4 separate regions of the Mus musculus genome follow, and regions 1, 2 and 3 are each linked to region 4. A link is a loop called in an ENCODE intact Hi-C map of the cell type or tissue named here. Cell type or tissue: left cerebral cortex. All regions are shown on one strand. Each heading gives the region's core, and the rest is flanking DNA. Links, peaks and the distances in the headings are about the cores only.

Region 1 (7,290 bases), core at 1,411-6,410, 120 kb after region 4:
GTCTGGCCAGTTGAAGGGATTGTCTTGAGAGCAATAAGGAAGGGAGCTAGAAGGAAACGGGAAGGATACTGAAATCAAAGTTTGGGACGCAAATGGGTGTGGCTTCTTGGGAGGGCTGTAGGGTTTAAGATGAACCGTTAAGGGCTGGAGGTACCCCACCAGGAGCTCAGGCCCAGCTCAGGAACTGAGCTGGACACATCTGGGAGGGGTCAGTAGTTTGTGTTAATGATTCAGACTATCAGGACTTTAACCATACACCTAGGACTTTAAAAATTTTTTGGTAAAAATGGCACGCCCCTGTCATCATCCCAGCACTTGGGAGGCAGAGGCAGGAGGGCGGCTGTAAGTTACAGGTCAGCCAAGGCTACCCAAGGCCCTGACACAGAAAAGGAACAATAACAACGAACAAAAATTGTTAGTTTTCCTTGTGATCGATCTGACAAAATTTACACCTGTTAAACAATAGGGAATAGGCTCACCCAAGTGATGATATTCCGACTTGGGAGTGTGTTTCAGGGGGTGCAGACGTGAGATATTACAGAAGAGGGGGTACAGAACAGGAGAATACTCCCTACATTGAGTTCAGAGCTGAATAAAATGAAGAATGTCGCAGCCACAATAGAGTATTATATAGCCCCAAAGCCAGGCATGGTGTCACAGAGCTTTAATTTCAACACTCCAGTGACAAGGGCAAGTGAATCTCTGTGAGTTCAAGGCCAGCCTGTTCTGCATAGAAAGTTCCAGGACAGCCAGGACTACATAGTGGGACCATATCTCCAATAAATAAAACTTGTCAGGCATGTAGCTCATAATATAATCATAATATATAATATAATATAATATAATATAATATATAATAAAAGATTATAGACAGACAGACAGATGGGTGGGTGGGTGGGTGGATGGATGGATGGGTGGATAGATGGATGGGTGGGTAAATGGACAGACTGACAGACAGACAGATAGATACGACTGGTCAGGGATGTAACTCATGATAGATAGATAGATAGATAGATAGATACATACATACATACATACATACATACATACATACATACATACATACATACACAGTCAGACAGACAAACAGATAGATAAGACTGGTCAGGGAAGTAGCTCAGTTGGGTTTTACCTAGCATGCATGAAGCCCTAAATTTGATCCTTAGCACCTCCTTGAAGCACTAAAGGGTAGAGGCAGGAGTATTTGTCTTGAGTTTGAAGCCGGTCAAACTTAACTCAGTCTAAGAAAAAGAAAGGATGAATTAGAATAATCAGGAGTTCAAGACCAGCCAGGGTTTCATAGTTTGAAGTCAGCCTTAGCTTCATAGTGAGACCTTATCTCTAAAAAACAAACAGAAAGGGAGTGAGCTTGGTCAGGTCGGGTCCCAACATTGTCTTCTTTTCCACAGTGGCAGACCTGTTGTACTGGAAGGACACCAGGACGTCGGGAGCGGTCTTCACGGGCCTCATGGCCTCTCTCCTCTGCCTCCTGCACTTTAGCATCGTGTCCGTGGCTGCGCACCTGGCCCTGTTGGGTCTCTGCGCCACCATCTCTCTCAGGGTTTACCGCAAAGTGCTGCAGGCCGTGCACCGGGGCGACGGCACCAACCCTTTCCAGTGAGAATGCTTGGCCCTGCCCAGCCCCCGCCGACGGACCGTCCATTGTGACCCTTGACCTCAGCTCACGCATTGCCCTCTCTCATCCATTTTCATTCTGACCATGAACCCTGCTCCCCTGTAAATCCTGACCTCTCCCTTTATCCTTGATAATTCTTGATTCTCTTTCCTAATCTTAAACTTGACCTCAGCCCTCTCTACAAAAATCTTCAGCCCTAACAATGGTTTTCTACCAAATGTCCTGTTCTTAGAAAGCTACTTACCCAAGTTCGAGCCCCGCCCACACAGAGAACCACACCACACCCCTTTATCCCATCAGGGCCTACCTGGACATGGACCTGACCCTGACTCGGGAGCAGACAGAACGTTTGTCCCAGCAGATCGCCTCCCACGTGGTCTCCACAGCCACACAGCTACGGCATTTCTTCCTAGTGGAAGACCTGGTGGATTCTCTCAAGGTACCCCCAAAACTGCTCCGGGACTCTCAACTCTCTCCTCTGTGCCCGTGGTGGGGGGTGGGGCAACAACCTGTATGTCTTTCTGACATCGAGCCTTACCCCACAGCTGGCTCTTCTCTTCTACATCTTGACCTTTGTGGGAGCCATCTTCAACGGCTTGACTCTTGTCATCCTAGGTGAGCTGGGAAGGCGGAGGCCACGGGAGGGGGGCGGGGTGGAGGGTGAACGGGAGGTTGGGAGGGGTGGGGGGTTGGGGGGGTGGAATATGGCTCCACATGGAGGGTAAAGAGAATCTTCGTGTGCACTGTGTGGAAGCATCACCTGTCAATCAAAAGCTGTTGGGCTATTAGCTTAGGGAGGAAATAGGGGGCCCGAGCTCCTGCAGGAAGAGAGTAATAGAATCAGGGTTTGCCCTAGTGCTGATGAGAGGGTCTCATGAAACTGAGACGAGGTAACCAGCCATGTGGCATTCATAGAATAGAATAAACGGGTTAAATGAGATAGGGGCTTGTCAGGGAACAAGCCCAAGCTAGCCCAAGCATTTGTTCATGAAATATTGAGTCTCAGAGTCGTTATTTTGGGAATTTGGTCGGGAGTGGAAAAGCCCTCAACGGAGCTGACCCTTTGCCAGGAGAACCTGACACCCCCATCCCCCATCTCTCTCTCTGCATCTGTAGGAGTGGTTGCTTTGTTTACCGTCCCCCTTCTGTACAGACAACATCAGGTGAGTATGGCAAGCTCTCCATTGCCGACATGGAAGCCAAAAATGGGTGGTGTGACTGCCTCCCTTCTATAGCCAAGGTCCCACAGACATCATGTCCCAGGCAGAGTCAGGAGCTCTGTAGACACTCAGCACTCGGAGAGTGGGGCAGGAAGATGGTATGAGTTTCAGACCAGCTGCATAGACTCCACCAGTGAGGGGCTCGCTCATGGCTCAAGGAAGGGAGGTAAAACATTTCTCACGTAAAAGCCTGTGGAAGGCCATGAGTTCAATGTCAGTGCCACCAAAAAAGTAAGGTGGATTCAAATTCGTATTAAACTACTGTTAATATGTCACTCCCAAATCAGAGCATGGCCCAAGCTGCCAACCCTCAGGTCTGAGATATGTGGGTGTAGCATCAACAATCTGAGGACCCAGGAGGCCGGGGCAGGAGGATCATTGCATGTTCAAGGCCAGTTAGGGCTATGTCGCAAAGCCCTGTCTGAAAAACTAAAAACCAGGCAGAGGTTGTAGCTCTGTTAATAGAGTCCTTACCTAGCACGAAGGCCCAGGTTTAATCTCTTAGCAGTGCATAAAACAGGTTGTGGTGGTGAACATACGTAATTCCAGCTGCAGCTACATTGCATGTTTGAGGCCACCTCAGGCTACATGAGACTCCGTTTCGAAACAAATAAGGCAGAAAGGCCGGTTATGCCAGGCAGTGGTAGTACACGCCTTTAATCCCAGCACTTGGGAGGCAGAGGAAGTGGATTTCTGAGTTCGGGGCCAGCCTGGTCTACAGAGTGAGTTCCAGGACAGCCAGAGCTACACAGAGAAACCCTGTCTTGAAAGAGAGAGAGAGAGAGAGAGAGAGAGAGAGAGAGAGAAAGTCGGTTATGGTTCTCACAGTTGAAACTGGAGTGCCAGGACCTCTTTCAATGTGGGATGCTGCCTTCAAGCATCCTACATCAATTACCCAGAACCCTCTTTGTCTCTTTGGTCTCCCCAGGCCCAGATTGACCAGTATGTGGGGTTGGTGACCAATCAGTTGAGCCACATCAAAGCTAAGTAAGTACATGAGAAGATGACAGGGAGGAGAGTGGAGCCTGGGATATTTGCTTGTGGGTTTTCTTTTGTCTCCCCCCCCCCCCCGCCCCGCCCCCAGCTCCCCACTTCCTATCTCAAAGCAGGTCATCAGGTGGAGGGCAGGTGCTATCTTCTGCACCTCCTCCATCTCAAGTCACACCTCATGGCCCCTAATTTTGCTCCCTCAGGATCCGAGCTAAGATCCCGGGGACCGGAACCCTTGCCCCAACAGCATCAGTCTCCGGATCCAAAGCCAAAGCCGAATGAGAGGGGTGTCTTTGCCCGATGGACGCCTGCCTATACCCCAGCAGCCCTCTTCCCTTCCATTTCCCGTGCATCCACACCCTCTCCCACTCGGCCGAGCCATTTCCCAGTGGGAAGTGCCTGAGCGACCCGGACTACATTTCCTAAGAGGCTCTGCTCTAAGAGTCCAGGAAAAGGCCGCGGAGCCTGCTGGGACTTGTAGTTGAATAGTCAGGACGCTGCCCTGCACTTCCGTGACCCACCGCTGGAGGCGCCGTGAGGGGTTGGTGCCTCTGAAGCCACCAACCCCTATGCTGGGGCTTTGCATGGGGCCCAGGCGAGCCTTGAGCTTGGATTTACACTGTAATAAAGAGTCCTGTGGAAAATTCACTGCATTCTGTGTTTTAAAGTCCCTCCACGTACATCTTCCTACACGGAAAAGAATTAAAACAAACAAACAAAAACATTAAACAAAACAAAAAGAACCTCTAGCGATAATGTTATCCTTAAATCCCAGCATTCAAGAGTCAGAGGCAGGTGAATCTGCACAGTGAGTTTCAGGACAGCCAGGGCTATGTAGAAAGCCCCTGTCTCAAAACAACCATCAAGCCGGTGGCGCACGCCTTTAATCCCAGCACTCCGGAGGCAGAGGCAGGTGGATTTCTGTGTTCGAGGCCAGCCTGGTCTACAAAGTGAGTTCCAGGACAGCCTGGGCTATACAGAGAAACCCTGTCTCGAAAAAAACTTTAAAAACCCCCCAAAACTAAAACAAACAAACAAAACCATCAACAAAAAGAAATGATTGGGGGATGCAAGAATGATGATCTGGTAAAGGAAGCAGTGGTCTGAGTTGAATCCCCATGGTAGAGAGACCGCCTGCAGTAATGTCACCTCTACATGTGCTCCATCGCATACCTGCACTACCCACAATGAACATGTGTCATTTAATCATTTAATTAAAAAAATAAAGTTAAAAAATAAATTCTTGGGGCTGGTGAAAGCACCTACCTTCAAGCTGGTCACCCGCGGTCCATCCCTGGAACCACGTTGTGAGCAATCAGAAACGACTCCTTCAGGCTGTGTTTGCACAGCCCTATATATGCATTCAAAAATAAATGTTGTTTTTTAAAAGCCTGGCATAACAGAGGGAGGTGGATCTCTGTGAGTTCGAGGCCATCTAAATAATCATACCTGACTCAAAAAAAAAAAGAAAAAAAGAAAGAAAAAGAAAGGAAAAAAAAATAAGATCAGTGAGTCTCCCAGATAAAGGCACTTGCTACTCAGACTTGGCGGTATGAGTTGGATTGGGGGAATCGACCAAAAGATTAAAGCAATGCAGGGCTGGAGAAGTTGATTCGGTGGTTAAGAGCACCAGTTGCTCTGCCAGAGAACCGGGGTTTGATTCCCAGCACCCACAGAGTGAGTGGTTCACAGCCACTTCTAACTCCAGTCTCAGGGATGCCCCCTTTTGGTCTCTACAGGCACTGCATGCACTTTGGTATACAAACATACACGCAGACAAAACATAAAATAATATTGGCAATAAAGAATGGGAGACAGAGCTGTCTCTATGACGTCATCCTCTCACCTCCACATGTATGCACACATACTCATGATAACAATAAGAAGGTTTTCCAAGTGTGACCCAGCAGAAATGCTCAATCTGAAAAGCATCTACGGTTTTATTATTATACTCTGTGATAGTGTTTCCCAGATGTCAGCCATTCCCTGTGAGGTCCATGCTAGGGCTGTAGTTCAGTGGATGGGTACTTGCCTAGTATATACAAGGCTTGGGTTTAATAGCCATCAACGCCTGCCACAGAAATGCCTAATGGGCAGCCAGACTTGGTGGCACATGTCTGTAATCCAAGCACTGAGCTCCAGGCCTGAGTTCCAGGCCAGCTACATAGTTCAAAGTCAAACTGAGCTCTAGTAAGACCGTCTTAAAAGATCAAAGGCTAGGTATGGAACTGCCTAGAATCTTCCAGAGAAGGATGGAGGTGGGGAGTGTGGCTCAGTGGTAGAACCCTTGCCTAGAATCCCCCAGTGCAAGGCTGGAGTATGGCTCAGTGGTAAACAGCTAGCCTAGCTTGCCAAGGGCCCTGGGTTCCATCCTCAGCACCATAAATAAAACAGAGAAAAATAAAACAGAGCAAATACCTTCTATAAAGAAATGTTACTTCCTACCTTGGAAGCAAGCCAGCATTGTTTATCAGAATAGACTACAGCAAAGACAACCACAGAAATGTTAAGATTATTGCGCCCTCACTTCCCCCTCTCTCTTTTTGTATTTTGATTTTTTGTTTTGTTTTGTTTTTAGAGACAGGGTTTCTCTGTGTAGCTCTGGCTGTCGTGGAACTCACTTTGTAGACCAGGCTGGTGTCGAACTCAGAAATCCGCCTGCCTCTGCCGCCCAAGTGCTGGGATTAAAGGTGTGCGCCACCATGCCCGACTGGGGCTTTTTTTTTTTTAAGATTTATTTATTTATTATATGTAAGTACACTGTAGCAGTCTTCAGACAATCCATAAAAGGGAATGGAAGCCACTATGTGATTGCTGGGATTTGAACTCAGGACCAGTCTGTGCTCTTACCCACTGAGCCATCTCACCAGCCGATCACTTGGTTCTTGATATATATATCATTGTAGGAGATGTTATAGACATTGCTCTATCTACATAGTGTGAAAGTCAGGCATGAAGTGCAGCATCTAACTAATCAAACCGAGAGGGTCTGGGAGACACCTAAGTAAGTCACTTGCAGCCAAGCCTGATGACCCGAGTTCAATCCCTGGAATACACAAGATGGAAGAAGAGAACTAACTTCCAAAAATTGTCCTCTGCACCCAGGAGGCAGAAGTAGGCAGATCTCAGCAGAGTCACATGCCAGTCTGGTTGAGGTAGTGAGATCCAGGCCAACCTGGGTAACATTTTTTTTTCAAATTTTTATTAGATATTTTCTTCATTTACATTTCAAATGCTATCCCGAAAGTCCCCTATACCCTCCCCCCCCTGCTCCCCTACCAACCCACTCCCACTTCTTGGCTCTGGCGTTCCCCTGTACTGAGGCATATAAAGTTTGCAAGACCAAGGGGCCTCTCTTCTGGGTTATGTTATTAAGTTATTAGACAACCCATCCCAACTTCAAAACTGCAATATTTGTATCTCCAGCCGAGTTCTACTTTTAAA
Region 2 (7,290 bases), core at 1,177-6,176, 50 kb after region 4:
TTAAAGGCACGCCACCATGCCAGTGGGACCAGTTTGGGTTTTTTTGTTTTTTGTTTTTTGAGAAGGGACCAGTTTTTAGGACTTATGTTGAAGGAAGACAGTAGAAGAAACACAGAGCCTGAGGGATTGTGTAACTTGAGCCCATTCTGGGAAAAGGGTGCCCAAGGGGCCTGGGTGGAAAGGGCCTCTGGGAACCAGCCCACGCCCTGGTCCAGGATAGTCACTGAAGAGGCTGCAGGGCAAAGGGTGGAAGGTCTTACAGTGCTGGGTGGGGCCTCCCTGTTCCTCCCCTATCTGTCTATTCCCACGCCCAGGGTGGCCAGGGCTGCCTGCCTGATGTAGCTAATGATATCCCTTCCTCTTTGTGTCTTAATGGGTGATCCAGATGCTTCGGTGGCTCCTTTCACCAAATAGGAGGGAGAGGAAGTGCCTGGCTCTGGCTAGCCTGCTCCACCCCTGGAGTCAAGAAATGGCAGATGTCTCTATGGTGTAGAAACAGGCCGCTGAGATGGGAAAATCTCTCTCTCTCTCTCTCTCTCACACAAACACACACACACACACACACATACACACACACACACAGAGTGTCTCTCTCTCTCTCTCATCTGAAAAGTCCCATGGAACCCTTCTCAGAGAACTGAGGAGAAGGCGTGAAGAGGACTGGGGGCTGCAAAAGCACTTAGTAAAGAAGCAGGTTTGTGGGTAGGAAAGGTGAGTGGAGTGGAGGGGCTTCAGAAAGCACTGATTTGGGAAGGAGATTGAGATGGAGGCATCTCTGCATGGTGGTGCAGGCCCCAGAACCCTCAAGACCAGTGCAAGAGGACCATAAGTTTGAGGCTAAACTGGGTTGTATAACAAGATTCTGTCTTTGCAACAAAGCAAGACAAACAAAATGTATTGAACACCTACTGTGTGCTGGAAGCTGTTCTGAGAACTAAGGACACAATCAGAAAGGAAGATTTACATACCAGTTTAGAGGTTTCCTAAAGCCTTCCCAGAGATCCTAGACTCCCTAGGAGGTCCTTTGGCCACCAGGGTTAGAAGATGACCCTGGACTTCGACTCAAGAAGTGTTATCTCCACCCTGAGTCCTGTGGAAGCTTGAGCCTCAGTTGGGATGTCTGTAGAATGGGAAGTGGCGACTCTGAAGACATGGCTCCGTGGTTAAGAGATGGACTGCTCTCCCAGAGGACCTGAGTTCTGTTCCCAGCACTATGTCAGGTGGCTCACAAATACCTGTGATTCCAGGTCTAGGGGCTCCAGCGTCCTCTTCTGTCCTCTGTGGGCAGTACTCATGTGCACATACCCCACACACAGGTACACACATATGCACATAACTAAAAATGAACAGTGAAGGGGAAGGTGCTGTCCAAAGAAACCATGGAGCTCACCAGACACACGTCTTCAGAAGGACTCCTGCAAAAGTGGTTCTCAACACTCGGGACATTCAGGGCTGGAGAGATCGCTCAGTCGGTCAGAGCACTAGCTGCTCTTCCAGAGGTCCTGAGTTCAATTCCCAGCAACCACATAGTGGCTCACAACCATCTGTAATGGGATCTATTGACCTCTTCTGGTGTGTCTGAAGACAGTGACAATGTATTCACACATTAAATAAATAAATAAATAAATAAACAAACAAACAAATCTTTAAAAAAATCCGGACATTCTTAATAATTTAGATGTCAAGGTCACATATGCTCTTCCTGATTTTTTTTTAAAGATTTATTTATTATTACATGTAAGTACACTGTAGCTGTCTTCAGACACACCAGAAGGGGGCATCAGATCTCATTATGGGTGGTTGTGAGCCACCATGTGGTTGCTGGGATTTGAACTCAGGACCTTCAGAAGAGCAGTCAGTGCTCTTAACCACTAAGCCATCTCTCCAGCCCTCCTGATTTCTTCCCAGTAGTGGACATCGAACCCAGGGTCTTATAAAAGCTAGGCAGGAGCTTTTACCAAACACAGCTACACTTTGCCTCTTTGATGGACATCTTATTTTATTTTTGTACATTTTATTTTGAGTCAGGACTCACTAAGTTGCCCAGGCTGACCTTGAATTCATTATGTAGTCCAGGCTGACCTAGAACATTCCATCCTCCTGCTTCAGCTTCCTGAGTGCTTCCATGACAGCTGTGTGACACCAGGCCCAGCTGCCACCAATATAAATGAAGCACGGGTCCCCTGATGCGAGGACTTGACCAAAGGCACTGATGGGAAAGTCCGGGGTCCCTTGGCTATGTGTCACCAGTTTTTTCTCTTGATAGCCACGACCCCTCTGCTCCTTTGCCTTCCGGTCCCTTCCCGTCCCCAACTACCCATCCTCACGCCACCATCCAGGAATTTCTCTCAACTAAGTCTTGACTTTGTTTATATGATTTTGCTCCCTGCTGGGTAAGGGAGGACAGTCTGGGACATGTCCTTAAAGTTCCTTCCTGAGCCAGCTCCCTGGGGACCCTTACCCTCCAAAGGAGGAAGTCAGGCTGCTTGAGAACCAGTGATATTAGGCAATGTGGTGGCTGAGAAGCCCCGTGTCACCCCGTTCTTATGGGACCCTCAGTCTTTCACTCGGTTACTTGGGAAAAGGATGGATTAGCTGTAGTGCACATTTGGGCTTTGCGGGACATGCTCTACATGTAGTTACTTCCTGTGTTTTACATTCAGGATTCACACACAAAGCTGACTAGTAGAGCCACTCAGTGAGCATGGCGCAGCGATAGAGTCACCGCCTAACCCCCTCCCCCCTGGGAGGAGCTGGAGTCTTTTGCTCAGTGGTGGAGCCCCCCTCCTAAGATGGGAAATGCCTTGGGGTTCAGAGACACAAGCCTCACAACACAGAAAACACAAGACAGGTACTGTTATGTGTGACATTTTGCTCACGGGGATGCTGACATCAATGCTGGGCCGTGTAGCGCAGGGCTGTGATCCCAGCACCGCACTGCGGCACAGACACAGGAGGATCAGGAGTTCCAAGGACAGCGTAGGCTACACATTGAGTTCGGAGCCAGGCTGGGTTACACGAGACCGGCTTTTAAAAACAATTAGGGGAAAAAAAACAACAACAAAAAAAGAACGAACCGATTTCCTGAAGGGTTGAGTCACTCCTCCAACTTCAGAGAGTGAGTAAAGCGGCAGGTCTGTATGACTACGCGCTGACTCGCTCCCCTCCCCGGCGAGGGCACTAACCGCCGGGAAGGCGCACCCCGACTCTTTAGACTTAATTGGGACTCACCAGGCGCCTCCTATGGGCAGGGAAATCGACTCAGTACGTGACATCACGCAAGACGCGGTGACGTCAGTACGTCGGGACTAGGGCTCCGGCCACGCTCCCACGAGCGGCCGTTTAACGGCACCGCCCTCTGACGCTTCACTTCCGCCGCACATTTGCATACCCAACGTACGGACGTCGAGGCGTCGACGCGGCGACGTCACGAGCGCCCGCCCCCCCCCCAGCAGACAAACACCCTCCCCACCACCTCCGCCGCGAGCGTGCAAACGCACGCTCCTACGTAGGCACGTAGGCAAGTCCTTCCTTACGCAAGCACGCACGGCCCACGGGCGGGTGGGGGAGGAACGGCGAGGTCGGCGGCGCCCCGCCCAGTCAGCAAGGTTGCGCGTGCCCCAGGGCGGCCGCCGAGATGGTGGTGGGCGCGTTCCCCATGGCGAAGCTGTTCTACTTGGGCATCCGGCAGGTTAGCAAGCCGCTGGCCAACCGTATCAAGGATGCTGCCCGCCGCAGCGAGTTCTTCAAGACCTACATCTGCCTACCGCCAGCCCAGCGTGAGTCTCACCCCAAGGCCTCTAGCCCTTCCATTCCCGATCTTTCTAGTTCAGGGGAACGGCGTCTGTGCTTGACCAATCCCGGCGCGAACCGGCAAAACGCTATAGCCAATGAGGATGGCTTCTGCTAGAGGGGCGTGTCACTGACCCAATAGGGAAGAAGGGAGAGCAGTCAGGGGCGTCACCGCGCGAGTTTGGAATGCAAGCCAATAGAGAAGAGGGCTTCTGGCGGTTGACGTCTACACCAGCCAATAGGATGAGGTGTGAGAAACACCAGGGTGGAGCTTATTGTCAGAAGTTAGGGGCGGGACCGAGAAGAAGTCCCCTTAGCGATCCGCTTCGGAGCCATCCTTAAGAGAGACACTTGACTACAGAAACCCCAGTTTGTCCCTCAGTTTCCCTTCGGCCCTGTGGGTGATTTGCGTATCACCCTGGGTTTAGAGCACAGAGCTTGTGCGTTAGTTTTACACTGAGTTAGGGTCGTGATAGTGTTGGAATCTTGCGACCTGGCAAAAGGATGAACCCAGAATGGGCGTCCTTCCGTTTATTTATGAGTTTCCTCACACCGATCCTTTTCGTTCGGTAGCCGCACCGTGCAGGCTTCTTAGCCCGACACTGGGAAAGATACGGTCCTAATATGTCCGCATTATGTCAGGAACTGTAGGCAGACTCGAGTTTAGAGCAGCCGGGTGAGCCAAGGGAGTCTCCTGAGCAAAGACCTCACTTGCTTCGCAAACGCACCAGATGTGTGCTCCTAGAAAAGACTGATCTCTGTAAAGCAGAGACGAGGGGGAAGTCTTTGTAATTTACCGAGAACTACCGTTCATGTTTGTCCAACGCCCCATGTAGCTTATAAATGATATGATGAGTGTTTGTTTTGAGCTGACCCTGCTTATAAAACAACAGGGTCTATCTACGCCAGTACCAGTCTGTCGAACCAAGACTCATACAGTGACAATCTAGATGGGATGGCAGAGCCCACTAGGTACCTGACCTGACATAGAGTACAAAGAGCACTTCCGGGTAGAGGGAATATTCCAACTGAGACTGAAGGGTGAGGAGAATCTCACCAGACCACTGAGGGACATTGTTGGCTCCAAGGGTGGAACATAGGCACTAAGGGGACCCTTGACTTTTCTCCTCCACATGTGTGTTTAATAAGATTCTTGGTCATTTTGGGTTTTGGTGGAGCTTCTGCCTGGGCCAAAGGTCTTGCAGTGGAAATTTTGGGATTTTGAAGCAAGAAATGATGGTATAGACTCACATCCCAGTGTTTGGGAGGTTGAGACAATAGGAACAGGTCAGCTACCTTAAGATACCTGATTGAGTTCAGTCTGGGCTACATGAGACCTTGTCTCAAAACCAAAGATAAATAAATAACTAAACAGACAAACCAGCCTGTCATGGTGGTGTACGCCTTTAATCCCAGCACTTGGGAAGCAGAGGCAGGTAGATCTCAGATCTCTGAGTTCAAGGCCAGCCTGATCCACAGAGTGAGTTATAGGACAGCTAGGGCTGTTACACAGAGAAACCCTGGCTACAAAACAAAACAAACAAACAAACTGGTCCCATATGTTTGTCAATCTCAGCACTTGGAAGGCAGAGGCAGGAGAGTCAGTGCAAGTTATGAAGTATCTTTACTTATAAAGTGAGTTCCAAGATCTGCAGGACACAAACCAGGGATGACAACTTAAATTTATAGAAGAAAAAAGTAAGCCATCGCAGGCAGGAATTTGGTCACTCTCCAAGATCACACTCCATTACAGTCAGTTCATCATGGTAGAGGCTTGTGCCAGAGCCTAGCTGTGGACTCTGGACCTCCTGGCCTGTTCAGCTTCCTGCTTTTCTTCCAAGTCCTGGGACTAGTCTTAGCTTTGTGGTTTAGGGAACGGCTTTACCCTGCCCCTTCAATGATGACTTTGGGCAGGGGAACATAACCCACCTGAGCCTCTGTTTCCAGTTCTGTACAGAGGCTATGGAGAGACAGGAGCAGTTAGTGCCTGCCTACTGTGGTCCAGTCTGTATTCTCCCAGCCTGTAGGGCACCTAGTCCTTAGTGGCTGCAGTGGCCTTGCTCTCCCACTGTATGGATGTCCTCTGTGCATTTATGCAGCCTGAAATGCTGTCTTACTGTGAGGAATATGAAGATGTAAAGAAATCCAGGCCTCAGGGATTCCTATCGTCGAAGATAGGCCACAACCAGAATCAATGCCTAAAATATAAAGTAGGAAGTCTAGCCAGGCATGGGGACACATTCCAGCACTTGGGACTCGGAGGCAGGAGGAGTACCTTGAGTTTGAGGCCAGCCTGGACTGTAACATAAGCCTCAGTTTCAAAACCAAAAAATAAAAGCCTGTTAGGTGGCAACAACTTTTGTGGAAGAAAAGAAATGAGGTGAAAGGAGCTCTGTAAGCAGGGGTTCTTCAAAGGTCGCCCTGCCTCTGCACATGGAATGGAGGAGACCAAGGCAATTCGGAGAGCGCTCACGTGAGGACCGGGCCTGACCACTGGAAACACCTGGGCTTTTTGCCTGAGGGGCAGGGCTCATTAGAAGGTTCTGATCCTATGCCTGAGTGTGCATGTGCTTTGCATGTGTGTATGGTGAGTGTAAGTGTGAGTGTGTATGATGAGTGTGTGTGAGTGTGTGTGTGGCCTTGAAGATGGAACACAGGGTCTTGTGTGCACTGGGTAAGAACCTTACCACTGAATCACAGCTCAGCCTCAAGGCATAATTTACTAACTTTTTGTGACTGGCTCTCACGTAGCCCAGCGGGCCTCACACTTGCCATGTACTAGAGGATGACCTCAGGCTTTTGATCCCCGTCTCTCACTGCCACATGCAGGTGTACAGGCATGGAAATCTATACATCTTACTGTATGGCTTCAACAACTTCACTGTTTTGTGTTCCCCTGTGAGCCTTCCTTGCCCACTCTACTGATCCCTCCTCTTTCCAGCCAGCCCTCTTTATTTCATGACTCTTTCTTTCCTTGAGACAGGGTTGCCCTGGCTAGTCTACAGCTGGCTGTGTGGACCATGCTGAACTCAGAGAGACCTCCCTGCCTCTGGAGTTCTGAAATTAAAGATAGTGCCTTATGGCTAGGTAGTGGTGGTGCAGGTGCCTTTAATCCCAGCACTCAGGAAGCAGAGGCAGGCAGATTTCTGAGTTTGAGGTCAGCCTGATCTACAGAGAATGTTCCAGGACAGCCAGGGCTACACAGATAAACCTTGTCTCCAAAAACAAAGAACAAGATGGCGCATTATTATTATTTCTAAGTCCGTTGAGTTGGTTGGCTGTGCATTGGCAAGGGGTTATGGTAGCCTGACCATTGCATGAGCTATCAGTGAAGAATAAGTCTCCCTTCCTCCAGCAACTGTTAACTGCAGTAGTTCCTTAAGGCAGGGTGGGGCCTGGGGAGTTACATTTTAATAGATCTTTGGTAATCATTGCCTGAGGGTGGATGCCTCAAGGAGACAGCTTACACAGTCCAGCTCGGTATCCTTTAATCTGCAG
Region 3 (7,290 bases), core at 1,876-6,875, 160 kb after region 4:
CAACAGGAGCTTTTTTGGAGGAACCAACAGGGGAGGGCAGGGGAGGGGTGAGGGTGGGGACTCTAAGCAGAGGCCTTCCCACTGAGCCACACCTCCCAGGCTCTCTGCTTTGCTGGTTTCTGTAACATTCTCAGCAGAGTTACATTTGTCTACAGTTTATGAAGAAAACACTCTACCTAGTTCTCCAGAGCTTGAGAGATGCCTGTTACCTGTTCCTGCCCAACCTGGGCTACAGGGCAAGACCCTGTTTTGGGGGCGGGGAGGGGAGAAAGCAAAGCAATTTAAAACCTCAAATTCTGGCTAGGAGATAACTCAGCAGGGAAAAGGGTAAAGGTGCGAGCCAGGAAAGCCTGAGAACCTGAGACAGATCCTGGAACCCGTGTAAATATGGGCGAGAGCTGCCTCCCTCCACGGTGTGCCAAGGCATGCCCATGCCCCACTCTCTCTAACACAGTAAAATTGTCAAGGAAACCCAACCCTTTAGCCAAGGATGGTGGCTCCCACTTATGACCTCACCACTTGGGAAGCTGATGAAGGAGTATTGCTGGTATTTGGGGGAGGGTTTGGTTTCTTCCTGGGCCAGCCGGGCCTCTATGGCAAGGTCCTGTTGCAAAATAAAACAGAACACAGCCAGACGTGACGTCATCCTACACCAGTCATCCCAGCACTTGAGGCTGTGAGGCAGGAGGATCAAGAGTCAAGGCCAGCCTGGCCTACAAGAGACCCTGTCCCGAATGAATGAATGAATGAATGAATGAATTAAAATTAAATACAAAGAAGTCACCAGGTGCCGGGCAGTGGTATCATACACGTTTAATCCCAGCACTTGGGAAGCAGAGGCAAGCAGATTTCTGTGAGTTTGAGGCTAGCCTGGTCTACTGAGCAAGTTCCAGGACAGCCAGGGCTACACAGAGAAACCCTGTCTCAAAAAAACAAAACATAACAAAATGAAATAAAATAAAAGTCACCAGGCCAGCAGGATGGCTCAGTGGGTAAAGACACTTGATATTTGACACCAAGCATGATGGGTAGCCTGGGTTCAACCTCCAGGTCCCGTGTCTTGGAAGGAAGGAGAGAGAAAAACACTCATAAGAACATTGTTCTTTGTACTGCATGTGAGTGCTGTGCACATGTCCCCTCATAAATAAATGTAAAAAAAATCAGTTGTAAAAAATAACAGTTAGTATAATAAAACAATAAAACAGCCACATCTGTAGAATGTCCTCCATCTGAGACAGGACATCAGAGACAGTGGCCTGACGTTCTGAGTGACAGGAGGCCACAGTCTGGAAGATTGCTCTGGTTCTGATGCCAGCCCTGGAGCTGCCCGGCTATGACGTAAAGCCCCCTTCCTCCCGAGTCCCAGTTTATTCATCTACAGAATCAGAAGTCCCAGGCTGGGCATGAGGCTCAGTGGACGCAGTGCTAACCTAGCATGGGTGAAACTTCCTGCCTCCAGCGAGGCATAACCAGATGTGGCTGAATTTGTCATCCCAGTACTGGAGAGGAGAGGCAGCAGATTGGGAATTGAACGTTGTCTCCAGCTACATAGAGTTTGAGGTTAGTCTGGTTTATGTTAGACACTGGGCGGGGGGGTGGGGGGGGTGGGGGGGTGGTAAGAGGAGAGGAGAGAGAAACAGAGGGAGAAAAGAGAGGGACAGAGGAGGGGAGAAGGAGAGAGACAAAGAGACAGGCAGAGAGGCAGAGAGGGTGACATAGGTGGGGAGGAGTTGGGCTGGAAAAATGGTTCGCTGGCAGATGTTTGCCGTCCAAACCAGGCAACCCAAGTAAAGATGAAAGAGGAGAACTGATTTCATAAACTTGCTCTCTGACCTCCATCCTTTGTTATTTGCATTCACACACACACCCCCACACACACCACACACACAAACTTATAAATAAGAGAGTAATAATAATAATAATAATAAATAATAAAAAGATATGGTGGTGTTCACCTTTAATCCTAGCACTTGGGAAGCAGAGGCAGGCAGATCTCTGTAAGCTCAAGGCTAACCTGGGTTACATAGGGAGTTCCAGGCTAGCTTGGACTACATAGAGAGACTCTGTCTCAAATACATACATATGTATACATACATACATACGAAAGAAAAAAAGGATAAATTCAAGAGACATGCAACAATTCATTAAAGTAATAAATTTCATGTACAGTTTACTAAAAGTCCACATGCCTCAGAACTCAGTCAGAAGTGTCACTGTTTTTGCTGTTTTTAGCATGCTGTAGATTAATTAATTTTAATTAATTAAAATTAAATACAAAGAAGTCACCAGGTGCCAGGCAGTGGTATCATACACTTTTAATCCCAGCACTTGGGAAGCAGAGGCAAGCAGATTTCTGTGAGTTTGAGGCTAGCCTGGTCTACTGAGCAAGTTCCAGGACAGCCAGGGCTACACAGAGAAACCCTGTCTCAAAAAAACAAAACATAACAAAATGAAATAAAATAAAAGTCACCAGGCCAGCAGGATGGCTCAGTGGGTAAAGACACTTGATATTTGACACCAAGCATGATGGGTAGCCTGGGTTCAACCTCCAGGTCCCGTGTCGTGGAAGGAAGGAGGGAGAAAAACACTCATAAGAACATTGTTCTTTGTACTGCATGTGAGTGCTGTGCACATGTCCCCTCATAAATAAATGTAAAAAGAAATCAGTTGTAAAAAAAAAGTACAGTACTATTTACCTATTTGACTCCATACTTTGCTTTTTTTTTTTTTTTGAGGCAGACTGTTTCATGCAGCCTTTTCTGCATGGCCAGTTTATGCAGTGATGGGGATTGAATCCATGACGTTGTCGACGAGGCAAATGCTCTGCCAACAGAGTTATTCTAAGGCCATTATTTGACTTTATGAAGACAGGGTCTTGTTGAGTAGCCCAAGTTGGCCTGTACCCTTTCGTCCTCTGGCCTCAGACCCTGGGGAGGGCTCGCATCTGAGTCCCTGCCTCCACATCCAGTTTAGACTTGTTAAGTCTTTGCAAGACACCATCCTTGGGCTTCAATGAGCCATCACCCTTCTCTCTCACGTTTTTGTCTGTGTCTGGTCTGCTGTGATTCCCTGCAGGCTCCATAAACTCAGCAAAGAAGCACAATAAAGTCTGCTTAGTGTCTACACGTGATTGTGTCCTTAAGGGGGGCGGGGCTGAGGGCGCCTTGGGTTGTACTTTGGTAATCACACCTCTCCCGGACTCCCTAAGGCCCCAATGCTAGGACCCCCATGACCTGAGGACCAGGTGGCCCAGGTGTAGGCGACACAGTGCAACACTAACCATGGTTTGCAGTGCGCCCCTCCCGGGGTTAAAACGAGGCTCCCGGGCCACACCTGCACATGGCACCTGCTGCAGGGACAGAAAGCAAGCTGCTGTTGGATCCATTTTTCCTTCTTGCCATCACTTTTCAATCCATGCTAATCGGCTAGATTAAATTTATCTTTAGCTCTGTCTCGTGTTGCCCTGGACACCGCTCATTTATCCCAGGCCACTAGGTCAGAGGGACAGCGCTCTAAAGTAAGCGTATGAGTTCTCAAGTCTTTGGAGGCAGGGATAAGCACTCCAGGCAGGAGGAACATTCCAGGGGTTGGGGGTGGGGGTGGGGCAGTACAGAAGACACGTTATGGAACGATGGCTGTCTGTGGTCAATGAGTCTGCGCCGCCATGCCTAAAACATTTCAGTACTCCTCCTAGTGAGAAGCACGTGTTCCTACCTGGTCCAATTTCTTTGGTGGAAGTTCTTCCCTTAATCCAACTGCAGTGCCTCTGCTACAAACATCTTTTGCTGTGTATCTATTCATCCACGGACACATTGTCCCAGTGGACACATTGAGGTGCAGTAGTAGAAGAGGTGTCCGTGAAGGCGCGGGGGTCGGGTCCGGTGCGCTCCACTGTCCCCCCATCCGGGGGCCTCCACTCCGGGCCGGGTGAGTCAGCCCCGGGCGGCTCCCGCGTCATCCAGGCCGCTCTGCTCCACGCTATTTCGGGCTCCGGGCACTATAAATAGAAGCTCTCACAGCCGAGGCGAGCCAGCCCCCCTCTCTGCTCGGGCCCCCTGTGTCCCCGGCCCGCCGCGATCGCCGTCACCGCGGCTAAGTTTAGAGGCGGGTGGGGACGCCGGCCTGGTCACTGTGGTCCCCCACCCTCGCCGCCGCAGGCGGAACCTTTGAGGGTCTCCAGCTGTCCAGCTCCTTTTTAGTCCAAGCCCCCAGTTCTCCATCCCTTCTGGAGTGCAGAGGGGAACAGAACCGTACTTGATACAGGAGGAAGAAACCCAGGAGGAAAGCTTGACCGGGATGCTAAGAGAGATCATTTGAACTCAAAGTGGGATCATTTGAACTCAAAGCCCCCGAGTGGGAGGACCTCGATCTGGATATGCAAGGCTCAGTGCAGAAATTGAACACAGAAAGCAAACTTGGGGATGCTGAAGAACTAGGAGGAACTTTTCCCGCCCTTGACTAATGCAAACGACTCAAAGTCACAGCCGTGGGCGGTCGGGACGCAGGTTGGCTGCGGTAGGGATGCTCGCCGCCTTCCCGCTGGGTCCTGAGCATCCCGCGTGGTCCTTCCCAACCCACCCGAGAATCCTATAATAGCGGGGCGCAGGCGACCCCTGGCGGTAGAGACGAGAGTTGCAGGTTCAAGACTTGGGATACCTTTGCCCTGTGGGAGAAACACATCTCACACACGGAGTTAGGATTCTACTTAGCTTGGTATCTCACACACGCTCGCTCTCTGACATTTCAGAGATTCAGAGACACGCGTCCTTGTATTTTATTTTTTAAATGGCATGTAATTCTGTTTTGTTTTATGTGTATGAGTGTTCTGTGTACTTGGTACCTTAGGAGGTCTGAAAAGGGCGTCAGATCCCCTGCAACTGGAGTCACAGATGGTTGTGAATGCTGTGAATCTAGTCCTCAGCAAGAGTAGTCAGTGTTCTTAACTTCTGAGCCATTTCTCCAGTCCCTGGTTCTTTTTTCATGGGGGAGGGGGTAGTGGGAGAGTCTTCCTATGTATCCCTGGCTGATATGGAAGTCACTGTATAGATCAGGCTGCCCTTGAACTCACATAGATCGCCTGCTTCTGCTTCTCCAGTGTTAGGGTTGACACCAATACATCCAGAGGTTTTGGTTTTTTTGTTTGTTTTGTTCAGGGTCTTGCTTTGTGGCACAGGCTGGGCTGGAAGTCACTAAGTAGGACATAAGCTAGTTTGGAACTTGCTCCAGTCCTCCTGCCTCAGCGTTCTCGGTGCTGGGTTTACATGCGTGCTGGTGGTTGCCACCACTCACTGCGGTCTTACTGCACCCTTTTAACCTCAGCAAATGATTCCAGGTAGAGAAACTAAGGCATTCAGTGGGAACTTGCCTCTGTCAGCGCTTCCTTCACAGAACACACGGTTCAGGCGCGCCCTCTAATGGCAAGGCTTATGCACGGCACTCTGATTCCTTGGCAGCTCAACCCCTTTCCTTCCTAGGATCAACGGTTACTTACTATTAAATTTGATAAATTAACTAGTTTTGAGTCAGGATCTTATTTTGTAGCTCTGGCTGACCTGGAAATCACTCTGTAGGTCATGCTGTCCTCGAACTCACCGAGATCCGCCTGTCTCTGCCTCGTGTGTTGGGATTAAATGTGTGAGCCATTTCGCCTGGCTACTATTAATAGTTCTGTTTTGTATCACACTTCCAAAGGCCTGGGGCCATGGCTCAATAGTAGTGTCTCTGCCTAGAATTCACAGCGTAGGCATGTGCTTGTACACACACACACACACACACACACACACACACACCTCACAACTAGGAAAACATTAAAAAAGATATAGAGGGATTACATATGATGACCTTTGGGCGTGCCCTCTCTCAATACACGAAGACCAAAAGAAAATGGAGAATACGTTGGTAAATGCATGCAAAATTTTAAATGGAGAATTTTTAAAAGTATGAACTCGAAGGAAAGATTTGCAGCCTAATGAAGTGACTAACAGCATCAGCCCTTAAGCATCACTCCAACAAATGGGCGGTAATCAAAAGATGCTCATCTCCTTTTCCTCCCCCTTTTTAATTTAAAAAACCGTTGAATTGCTCATTTCGAAAAAATGGGCAAAGGATATGAGCCAATCTTTGTTAAAAGGAATAGGCAAAGGAAATGAGCAAGAACAAAAAATATATAAGACCATTAAACTATTTCCTTAGCAATCACAGAACTACAAGTTGGAACGGGGTGAAACTGTCCTTCCAGGAAATGAGTCATACTAAGTCATTCATGGGGCCCAGGTCTCGGAACACAGGTGTCCCTTCCTTCAGGAAGCCCGTCCTCACACCCCAGCTGGGTCAGGTGCCCCCTAACACGGGCTCAATGTCCTCTGGGCTCTCCCTTCCCGACCCTGCCCGCTCTGGGTTGTCCCTGTCTGACTGTCCCACTGGACTTTAAGCCACAGCTGTCGGTATCAGTCCCTGCTTGGGATGCAAGTGGGGAATGGCTTAGAATGAGTGAGTCAATGTCTGTGGGCTGAGTCCACCCACGCTTACAGGGAGGGCGTCCTCTGAAATCTCACCTCCCTCCTCTCTCTCTCTCTCTCTCTCTCTCTGTCTCTCTCTCTCTTTGTCTCTGTCTCTCTCTCCTTTCCTCCTTTCCCTCCCCCACCTCCTTTGATCATCACTGAGCCGGATCTGGAGTCTGGGAAGCGCTCAAGAGGGCCTTGGAACACAACTACTTGAAGTCAAAGTCTCCCAGGTACCAAGATGCACAAGCTTCCATCCGCCCCAAACCACAGCGGTCCTCCAGGACCATAGAGAGCAGCGCGAATAGAGTTCCCCGCTCTAACTCCTCCGGGGAGCAGCGAGACGAGCGAAGGGCCAGAGCGGCCGGAAGTGAGTCTAGCAGGAGTTGTGCTGGCTGTGCTGGCGTTGTGTCGCCTCTGTTTCCCCCCGTGGTATTTCCTTCTAGGCATCGGGAAAGACCAGGTGAGTTTTGGCAGTGCTTAGACGCAGAGCTAGGACCGAGAGGGACAGGGTGGAGGTGGATGGAGGCCGGGGATTGATGATTGGCAGCGGAAGAAGCCAATCATTGCGGAGGCTGAGACTAGGCCGGGACTGGGCGAGGCGAAAGCATCCAGGTGTGCCCCTGGGGGCGGGGCCAATTGCCTCTGAGCGAGTGTCGTGCGGGAGTAATAGCAGGTAGGCGGGGCTATAAGACCCGTAGACCAATCCGGAGTGAGAAGGAGGAAAGGGGCGGGCCCACTGGTTGGTCCTCTGGAACCTAACGCTAGCGAACCGGGCAACCTTTTGTGG
Region 4 (7,290 bases), core at 1,438-6,437:
CAGACACACCAGAAGAGGGCATCCAATCCCATTACAGATGGTTGTGAGCCACCATGTGGTTGCTGGGAATTGAACTCAGGACCTCTGGACTATTGGTATGTCTGAAGACAGCTACTGTGTACTCATATAACATAAATAAATCTTTTAAAAAACAAAAGAACAAGAACAAATCAGGAACAAGCATATTTTCTGAAATTGGGCCTTGTGGTATATGCCTATTAATCCCAGTACCAGAGGGTTTGGAGCAGGAATATTAGAAACTCATCAGACACCATTCTCTTAGCTATGTAATGAGTTGGAGGCCAGCCTCAGGTACATGAGACCTATATCAAAACAAACCATAGGTAGACTAGGAGTGAAGCTAATGTTTTCCCAGTACTTGGAAGGCTGAGGCAGAAGGATCACAAGTCTGAGGCAACTTGGGCTACTTAGTTTTTTGCTAGACTGGACAACAGAGAGGAATACATCAAAAAACAAAACAAAACAAACAAACAAAAACCCAGAGCCAGAGGTCTGGCTGTGGTGACACTTAACTCCAGCAGTCCTGAGGCAGAGGCAGGAGGCTCTACTGAGTTGGAGACTAGTCTGGACTATATATCAAGTTCCAGGACAGCCAAGGTTACATAGTGAGACCCAATCTTTAAAAAGAAAGAAAGGAAGGAAGAAAGAAAAGAAGAGAGAAAGAGAGAAGAGAAGAGAAGAGAAGAGAAGAGAAGAGAAGAGAAAAAGAGAAGAAGAAGAAGAAGAAGAAGAAGAAGAAGAAGAAGAAGAAGAAGAAGAAGAAGAAGAAGAAGAAGAAGAAGAAGAAGAAGAAGAAGAAGAAGAAAAAAAAACTAACATAGGTAGGGATGGAGTCACTGGCCTGTAACTCCAGATTTTGGGAAATGGAGACAGAGCATGAAGGTAAGGAGTTCAAAACTGGCCTAGGCTATATAAGACCCTGATTCAAACAACAACAAAAAACCCAGGTATGGCAGAGCGGGCGCAGGGTAGGGTGTGGGCTGGGCTGGACTATAGAGTAATGTCTTCACTCAAAAATACAAGACAACAAAACAAAGCAAAATGAACCCCGTGGTCTGGGTCATGACTTGGGAAAGGCGGCCCCATCTTTAAATCCATTGTCAGTTTCTGTACCCCCTCCTTCCCTCCTAGTTCCCCAGTTTCCGAGCCTGCTCTGACTGACACCGCCAGCTGGTCCCGGGTTTCACAACTGGGTCTCTGTCAAAATACGGACTGGATAACGCCTTCCTGAGAGAGGAGGATTGTAGGAGCTAATAGCTTCTGTGGATGAAGTGGATTGGAAGGTTAGGGCGGGGCTAATGACTTGAGGGCGGGCTCTAAATTCTGAGGGCGGGGCTAACTCTACTAGAGCGTCTGGTCCAAGGTTCCAGTCCTGAGATGTTCAAGGGGGTGTGGCTATTTGCTCTAGGGGCGGGATTAGAACTTTTGTTGTTTCTAGATTTAGGGGGTGGAGCTAAGAGCCCTGGGGGCGTGTCTAGCTCTAATAAACAAGGAGCGGGGATCCGGCTAGGATACAGGCGCAGGTTATAGAATAACCTGTCATATTTAAGGTTTCAATGTCAAGTTCTGGTCGTGCGAGGGGACTTATGGGAAATCAGATAAAAGATTTAGAGGAGGCTTTCGGGAATAGGAGTGTCTTCTTTCACCCCATCCTCCTTCCAGAGCTGAGGGGCGACGCTTCAGGATGAAAAGCAGGAAGGACCCTGCCCCTTCAAACCCGTCCGCATCCTTATTGGCGGAGGAGCCTGCGCGACAGACTCTCATTGGTTCCTAACGGGAGAGGAGGGTGTAGAGAGAATACACTCAGGTTTGTGGGAGGGACCAGACAGTACCTAGGGGGACCCCGACGCAGCCAATCCTGACCTGAAGACTGTTGCGGGGGTTGGGGGAACGGACAGAGCAGTCTCTCGACACCCTTACAGGGCATCCTAGGGGATGACCCCTGTGCCAGGCTCAGAGCCGGCCGCCTGATGCTGGGTGGGCCGTGCTGGGGATGCTGGAACGAAGGGCGTTGCTATGGCAACGGGAGGCAGGGCCTGGGGGGGGGACCGGGCCCGAGCTGGGGCTGCGGGGGCCGGCGGTGGCTGTGGTGGGGCAATGGCGGAGCGCGGCCCGGCCTTCTGCGGCCTCTACGACACGTCCTCTCTGCTGCAATACTGCAACGGTGAGAGCCCCCTTCCTAGTTCAGACCCTGGCCCCGCCCAGGGTGGACCTACCTCCTCCTGCCCCAACCCTTTTCTTCCAAGTCCTTATCTCCTCCCTTGTGAGAGATTCTCCCTTTCTCCTCATCAACAGGATTCTGACCCCAAAACAAGGTCCTTTATCCCCAAAGTCACGATCCTGCTCCCCCTATCCCAACAAACACCTGCTCCGAAGGTGTCCAGACAGAGGGAAGGGTAAAGATCGTAGAGGAGCCTGTGAGGGAGAGGGCAGACCTGGGGTTGGGGTAGGGAGTCAGCTCGATGTGGAACTCTTTCTGCCCCCTACCTCCTCAGCCCCTTCCCCGGGACCCTTCCCTGTCTTTGGGCATAGCAGGGGGAAATGCTGAATTGAGGGCTGGGCTTGGGAATAGTAAAACAGCAGAAGACTTTCTGTACACTGCACTGTCTTCAGCTTTGCCTCTGCCCCCTCTCCCCACCCCAGGTAGAATCCTCTTCTCCCCTAGACAAATGTGTATGGCGCCAGTAGGGCCATTTTAGTACGAGGGGAGCTGGGCTGGAGGAGTGGAGAGGTAAAGAGACGCGGAGAGTGGACACTGGTCTCTAGGCCAGGAAAACGTCCAGGAGGAAGCCAAGAGCTTGAGTCATGGGGTGGGACCATCAGGCCAAGCAAGGCCTCAGATGAAAGCTGACGACCGTTCAGGGTCAATGTGCCCCCATGTCAATCAGGGGGCCTTGCCAAAGGATCATCTCAGAGTTTGGAGGTCACTCCCTTGGGCACACAAACACTTTGCTAGGGACCCCTAGAGTTGGCAAAGGAACTAGAATGTTATTTAATCCCCCATCTACCTTCTAAAGGTTAAGGACCACAGGGTGTCTCAGGCTAGGCCAAGTATGGGTTCTGGTCCTGAAAGAAAAGCTGTGTCCGAATCAAGTGGCTGGGATCTTCTGGATGACAGTCCTTGATGAGGCCTCTACAGCCATCAGAGTAGAGGGTGGGGGTGGGATAGCTGCCATATTTATTGGTTCATCTTATTTTGGATTTATTAAGCTCATATCATGATGTGGGAAACATGTTAAGTGTGGGGCCTAGCTCTTGTATTTCCAACGGTAACATTATTTACCGGAGGTAGAAAAGGGCTCAAAATAAGGTGGGTTGCTGGCTCCCCTACCCCCTACTGGCTGTGCAGTCCTTGGCTTATCTCTAAACTCCCTGACACCGTCTTCTTCACAGGACCCTGGGACTTCCCGATAGAGGTCTCAAGTCTCTGCAATCTTCTCCCTCCGACCTCGAGAGCCCCCCTCCCCCCTCCTTCTGCAGGTCCAGACACCGAACCTGCGGAGCACTGGGTGGGTGGGGGTAGAGGACGGGGTGGCAGGACAAGGCAGGCGATTGGATCACGGAGGGAGAGGGAGGGGGTGGAACAGGAGGCTGCAGTGCGTGAGTCCAGCGGGCAGGCGCGGCTGGCTTAGTGACGGACACAGGACTCGGGATGGCAAGTGAGACCTCCGAGCCCGCTAGCTGTTCCTGCTACCATCTTTACTTGACACGGGCTGGAAGCCAGGGTCTCCTAGATTGTCTCAGCAATGAGTCTGGGTAGGAGTGGTCTGGAAGGGAGGTGGAGGAGGGCCACTTAGAATCCCCCACCCCCGTGGGAGGAAGGACGGGAAAGGAAAATGATGAGGGAGTCATTTAAAACTGAATCAATAGACGGAAGAGAAGGAAAAGAGCTAAATCTGAGGTGGGGCTATAGAGGCAACATAAAGTGGGACCAGAGGACAGAAACTCCCTGTGGGGAAAGCGATCGGGTGTCATCTCTGTCCTGTAATCCCCATGTCGGCCGCCAGGGGTCATAGAAGCTCTGTCCTTAGGGCTTCTTGGCGGGGCGAACCCGTTGGAGAGGAGAACGAGGGGAAGGGATGAACAGGACTGGACCTTTTGAGCTTGAAAAGTCTTGGATACAGCGAGCGAATGTTGGTACCCGTGACAGAATATTGTCGTTCATCAGAGGACGTTGGGAGAGCGTTCTAGAACGTTGTCACTGGGAATAGCTTGATGTCATCTTTAAAATGCTGATACGACTTAAAGGATATTTCACATCTTAGTCACAGAATCTTAAAACCAAAGCGAGGCCCCGGAATTGGTGGAATCTGTATGAAAAAGAGGGACTTCCCCCAAGGTCGCATGGTCAGGACACTGTGGTAGAGAGAGGAGGTGGGGATTTCCTTCCTCCTTGCCGGAACCCTCCTCTTCGGCCCATCTCCGCGCATCCTCATCGGCCCCAGGTTGCAGGAAAAGCAGAGAGTGGGGCTGGTCCCGGACAGACCCCGAAAAGCCAGAGAGACTCTCCTGGTCTTTGGAGCGCTCCCCCGCACCCCTCCCGTCCCGTCCCGTCCCGTCCCGTCCCTCCCCCCCCCCCCCCCCCCCACCTCCTGGTCCCCTGCAGCCCGCATCTCCTTGGCTTTCTAGATGATAATCTGTCCGGCACCAGTGGCATGGAGGTGGACGACCGCGTGTCGGCGCTGGAGCAGCGGCTGCAGCTGCAAGAAGATGAACTGGCGGTCCTAAAGGCGGCGCTGGCGGACGCGCTGCGTCGCCTGCGGGCATGCGAAGAGCAAGGCGCGGCGCTGCGTGCGAGGAGCACCCCTAAGGGCCGGGCGCCCCCGCGTCTGGGCACCACCGCCTCGGGTATTTTGGTCGGGGTGGAGGGTATGAGGACGATGCACAAAGGCATGACCTCATGTTCATATCTAACCCTATTGCTCCAGTGTGTCAGCTCCTGAAAGGCCTTCCCACCAGGACGCCCCTCAATGGCTCCGGACCCCCGCGACGCGTGGGCGGCTATGCCACCTCCCCATCTTCCCCCAAGAAAGAGGCGAGCTCTGGCCGTAGGTAAGGCAAGAAAAGCGGGACCCCAGGCTCCTCTCGGACCTTGCTGAAGAACAGGGCTATACCGTTGCGGTATAGCCTTCATCACTCTGGTCTTTCTGCAGCAGCCGTCGCTACTTATCACCTGAGCGCCTGGCCTCTGTGCGTCGCGAGGACCCCCGTAGCCGTACCACATCTTCCAGTAGTAATTGTAGCGCCAAAAAAGAAGGGTAAGTTCGCGGGTGGGGCCCCAACCCTAGACAGGCAAGGGAATGTATGGGGAATTAAAGCCAGACCCCTGGCCACGAGGTTATATCCTAGAGTGACTCTGGTGGAGTCAGAACACAACAGTCAAGAGTCTCTGTAGGGAATGTAAGAATCAGAGGTAGGATTATGGTCAGAATTTGGGGGTGTAACTGGAATTAACTTGGTAGAACCAGAACCTAGGGCGGGGACCTATCATTTCAAGAACCCTACTTCAAAAGAGGTTGCTTGGTATAGTGGGTGTGGCTTAAGATTGGGCGTGGCTTAGGTGTGTGTGTCAGATCTTACAGGATAGCTTGGAAAACGTTGGGACCCTGTCCAGTGAAATTGGATAGAGTCAGATTGCTTAATACGACCCAAGAAAAGAGGTGGATGTGACATTGTTTATTAAGAGGGAAGCCAGGAGTGACCATGGCTCAAGCCTGTAACAACGGCGGCTGAGGCAAGAGGATGCCAGGAGTTTGAAGCCAGACTGGGTTACATGATTACACTTTAAGTTTCAGTCCAGCCTTGATTACAGTGAAACCCTGTCTCAGATTTATACATACATACATACATGCATACATACATACATACGGTGCATGGGGGTTCACAGCTCTGATCCCAGGACTTGGTAAGTGGAGAGAAGATCACGGGTTCAAGGTCGTCCTTGGCTGTTTACAGTTTGAAGACAACCTAGCTACTTGAGACTCTGTCTTAAGAGACAGAGACAAACACAGACAAGAAGACAGAGCTAGTCCAGTACTAAGTTAGAAAGAGGGTGTGGGTGTGTGCAGTGGTGGACGTGGTCAAGTATCTAGAGGCAGGGCTCAATGTGTAAGGGTGGAACTATACTGACGTAGAAGGAGCAAGGACTTAAGAGTAGGCTATAGTAAGTCTAAAGACAAAACCCAAGTCTCCTGAAATAATAAAATCACATTCTCAGTCAGATGATTGCCCGCATTAGCAGCTATCAACCTCACAATCATGCTAGGAAGTGTAGCTATTCTATTCAGTTTTTGAAATGAGGAACCCGAGGTAGAAGTTGGGCAACTTGTTCATACTTTGAAAAAGAGGCAGAACTGGGGAGATCTGATCTCAGGCAAGCACACCTCTGAGTCTGTGCTATCAACCGTCATCTACCCCTCACCCTATACAAAGAGTCTTGTGTCTAGATTCCTTGGTCCCGGCAATGGGACTCAGTGACACCTGACGCCTGCAGGGGTCAGCCGCGGGGGGCGGGGCAGGGGCGGTGGCGCGGGCGACTCCCAGGGCCGGAAGCGGCGGGGCCGGTCCGGGCTCCACCCCGGACCCGAAGCTCCGCCAGCAGCCGCCATGAGTAGTTTTGGAATTGGGTGAGACCCTCTTTCAGCACCCCTCCTCCCTCCTCCTGCCCTTCTCGCCTCAGGAAGAGAAGGTGGAGACACGCCCCTTCCTCTGAACTTTTCATCGTCTTCCTGGCTGCTTGAAGTTTGGGGTGTTGCTGGGTAGGGAGGGAAGGAGCGCCGGGGAGCGTTTTGTTGCTGTTGCCTAGGAGGGAGGGTCCCTAGTGACTCCGGTCTTCCAGGATCGCGTGCCTGCCACATCGTGCTGTGTGACCCTTTGGCGATCTCTGCCTCTCTGGGCCTGTGTCTTAGGCTCTTCAAGATCCAACGAGCAAAGCACAGGGCCTGCAGAGAGGTAGCGCTCTGCTCCTTACTCGCCTGATTATTCGTTCCAGACCTGCAGAGCCCCGGGGTTAGGGGAAGTATTCCTTGTCCTATCTCATATGCTTGCTAAAACACTTATTTTCTTCTTCTCCCCTACCCCTCTTTCTCTCCCCTGCATCTTTTCCTGACAGGAAAACCAAAGAAGTTATCTTCAGCATGGGTAAGTGTGGAGGATGGGCGTGAGTTCAATGATGGTAGCCTGCTGAAGACTTGGGGTCCTGGCTTCTGGGCCTTTGGTTGTCTGCCTTCAGTTTATGCACCTGTTCAGAAAGGAAGATGGAGGGGAACA

The links. Hi-C counts contacts between places; a loop is a spot of excess contacts. Peaks named below come from ENCODE experiments on the same cell type or tissue, not always from the same donor. Only the 100,000 strongest peaks of a DNase experiment are listed, where the experiment ranks them.
Region 1: it touches region 4 in a loop (3.0-fold over the local background); 18 of 42 quality-filtered maps call a loop at or near these places.
Region 2: a loop joins it to region 4, with 2.0 times the contacts of the local background. A loop is called at or near these places in 11 of 42 quality-filtered maps.
Region 3: it touches region 4 in a loop (4-fold over the local background); 9 of 42 quality-filtered maps call a loop at or near these places.

What each region holds. Positions count from the first base shown.
Region 1 is chr7:19,291,667-19,298,956 of GRCm38, forward strand. Rtn2 (reticulon 2 (Z-band associated protein)) reads left to right here. Exons shown (of 10, transcript NM_013648.6): 5 at 1,410-1,617; 6 at 1,937-2,075; 7 at 2,182-2,251; 8 at 2,753-2,799; 9 at 3,785-3,843; 10 at 4,050-4,498. The coding sequence ends at 4,128. Gm51441 (a long non-coding RNA gene) reads right to left here and starts at 1,415. Exons shown (of 3, transcript XR_003946609.1): 1 at 1,133-1,415. It overlaps Gm26802 (a long non-coding RNA gene), which reads right to left. Exons shown (of 3, transcript XR_881870.1): 3 at 6,594-7,021. In left cerebral cortex, for the core only: CTCF peaks have their summits at 4,370 and 5,566 (motif pointing left); a DNase peak (open chromatin) is centred at 4,334.
Region 2 is chr7:19,224,806-19,232,095 of GRCm38, forward strand. Opa3 (optic atrophy 3) reads left to right here and starts at 3,584. Exons shown (of 2, transcript NM_207525.3): 1 at 3,584-3,779. The coding sequence starts at 3,638. In left cerebral cortex, for the core only: CTCF peaks have their summits at 1,733 (motif pointing right) and 3,248; DNase peaks (open chromatin) are centred at 2,237, 2,818, 3,312 and 3,941; H3K4me3 peaks cover 2,910 bases; H3K27ac peaks cover 2,324 bases.
Region 3 is chr7:19,338,234-19,345,523 of GRCm38, forward strand. Ercc1 (excision repair cross-complementing rodent repair deficiency, complementation group 1) reads left to right here and starts at 6,838. Exons shown (of 10, transcript NM_007948.2): 1 at 6,838-6,963. In left cerebral cortex, for the core only: CTCF peaks have their summits at 4,607 and 5,412 (motif pointing left); DNase peaks (open chromatin) are centred at 3,008, 3,384, 3,870, 4,589 and 2 more places; H3K4me3 peaks cover 1,944 bases; H3K27ac peaks cover 2,222 bases.
Region 4 is chr7:19,174,577-19,181,866 of GRCm38, forward strand. It overlaps Eml2 (echinoderm microtubule associated protein like 2), which reads left to right and starts at 1,845. Exons shown (of 22, transcript NM_001347582.1): 1 at 1,845-2,185; 2 at 4,651-4,869; 3 at 4,950-5,073; 4 at 5,175-5,279; 5 at 7,133-7,161. The coding sequence starts at 2,038. It overlaps Mir330 (microRNA 330), which reads left to right and starts at 6,889; the gene lies at 6,889-6,986. In left cerebral cortex, for the core only: CTCF peaks have their summits at 4,020 and 4,741; DNase peaks (open chromatin) are centred at 1,849, 2,453, 2,806, 3,659 and 4 more places; H3K4me3 peaks cover 3,952 bases; H3K27ac peaks cover 3,491 bases.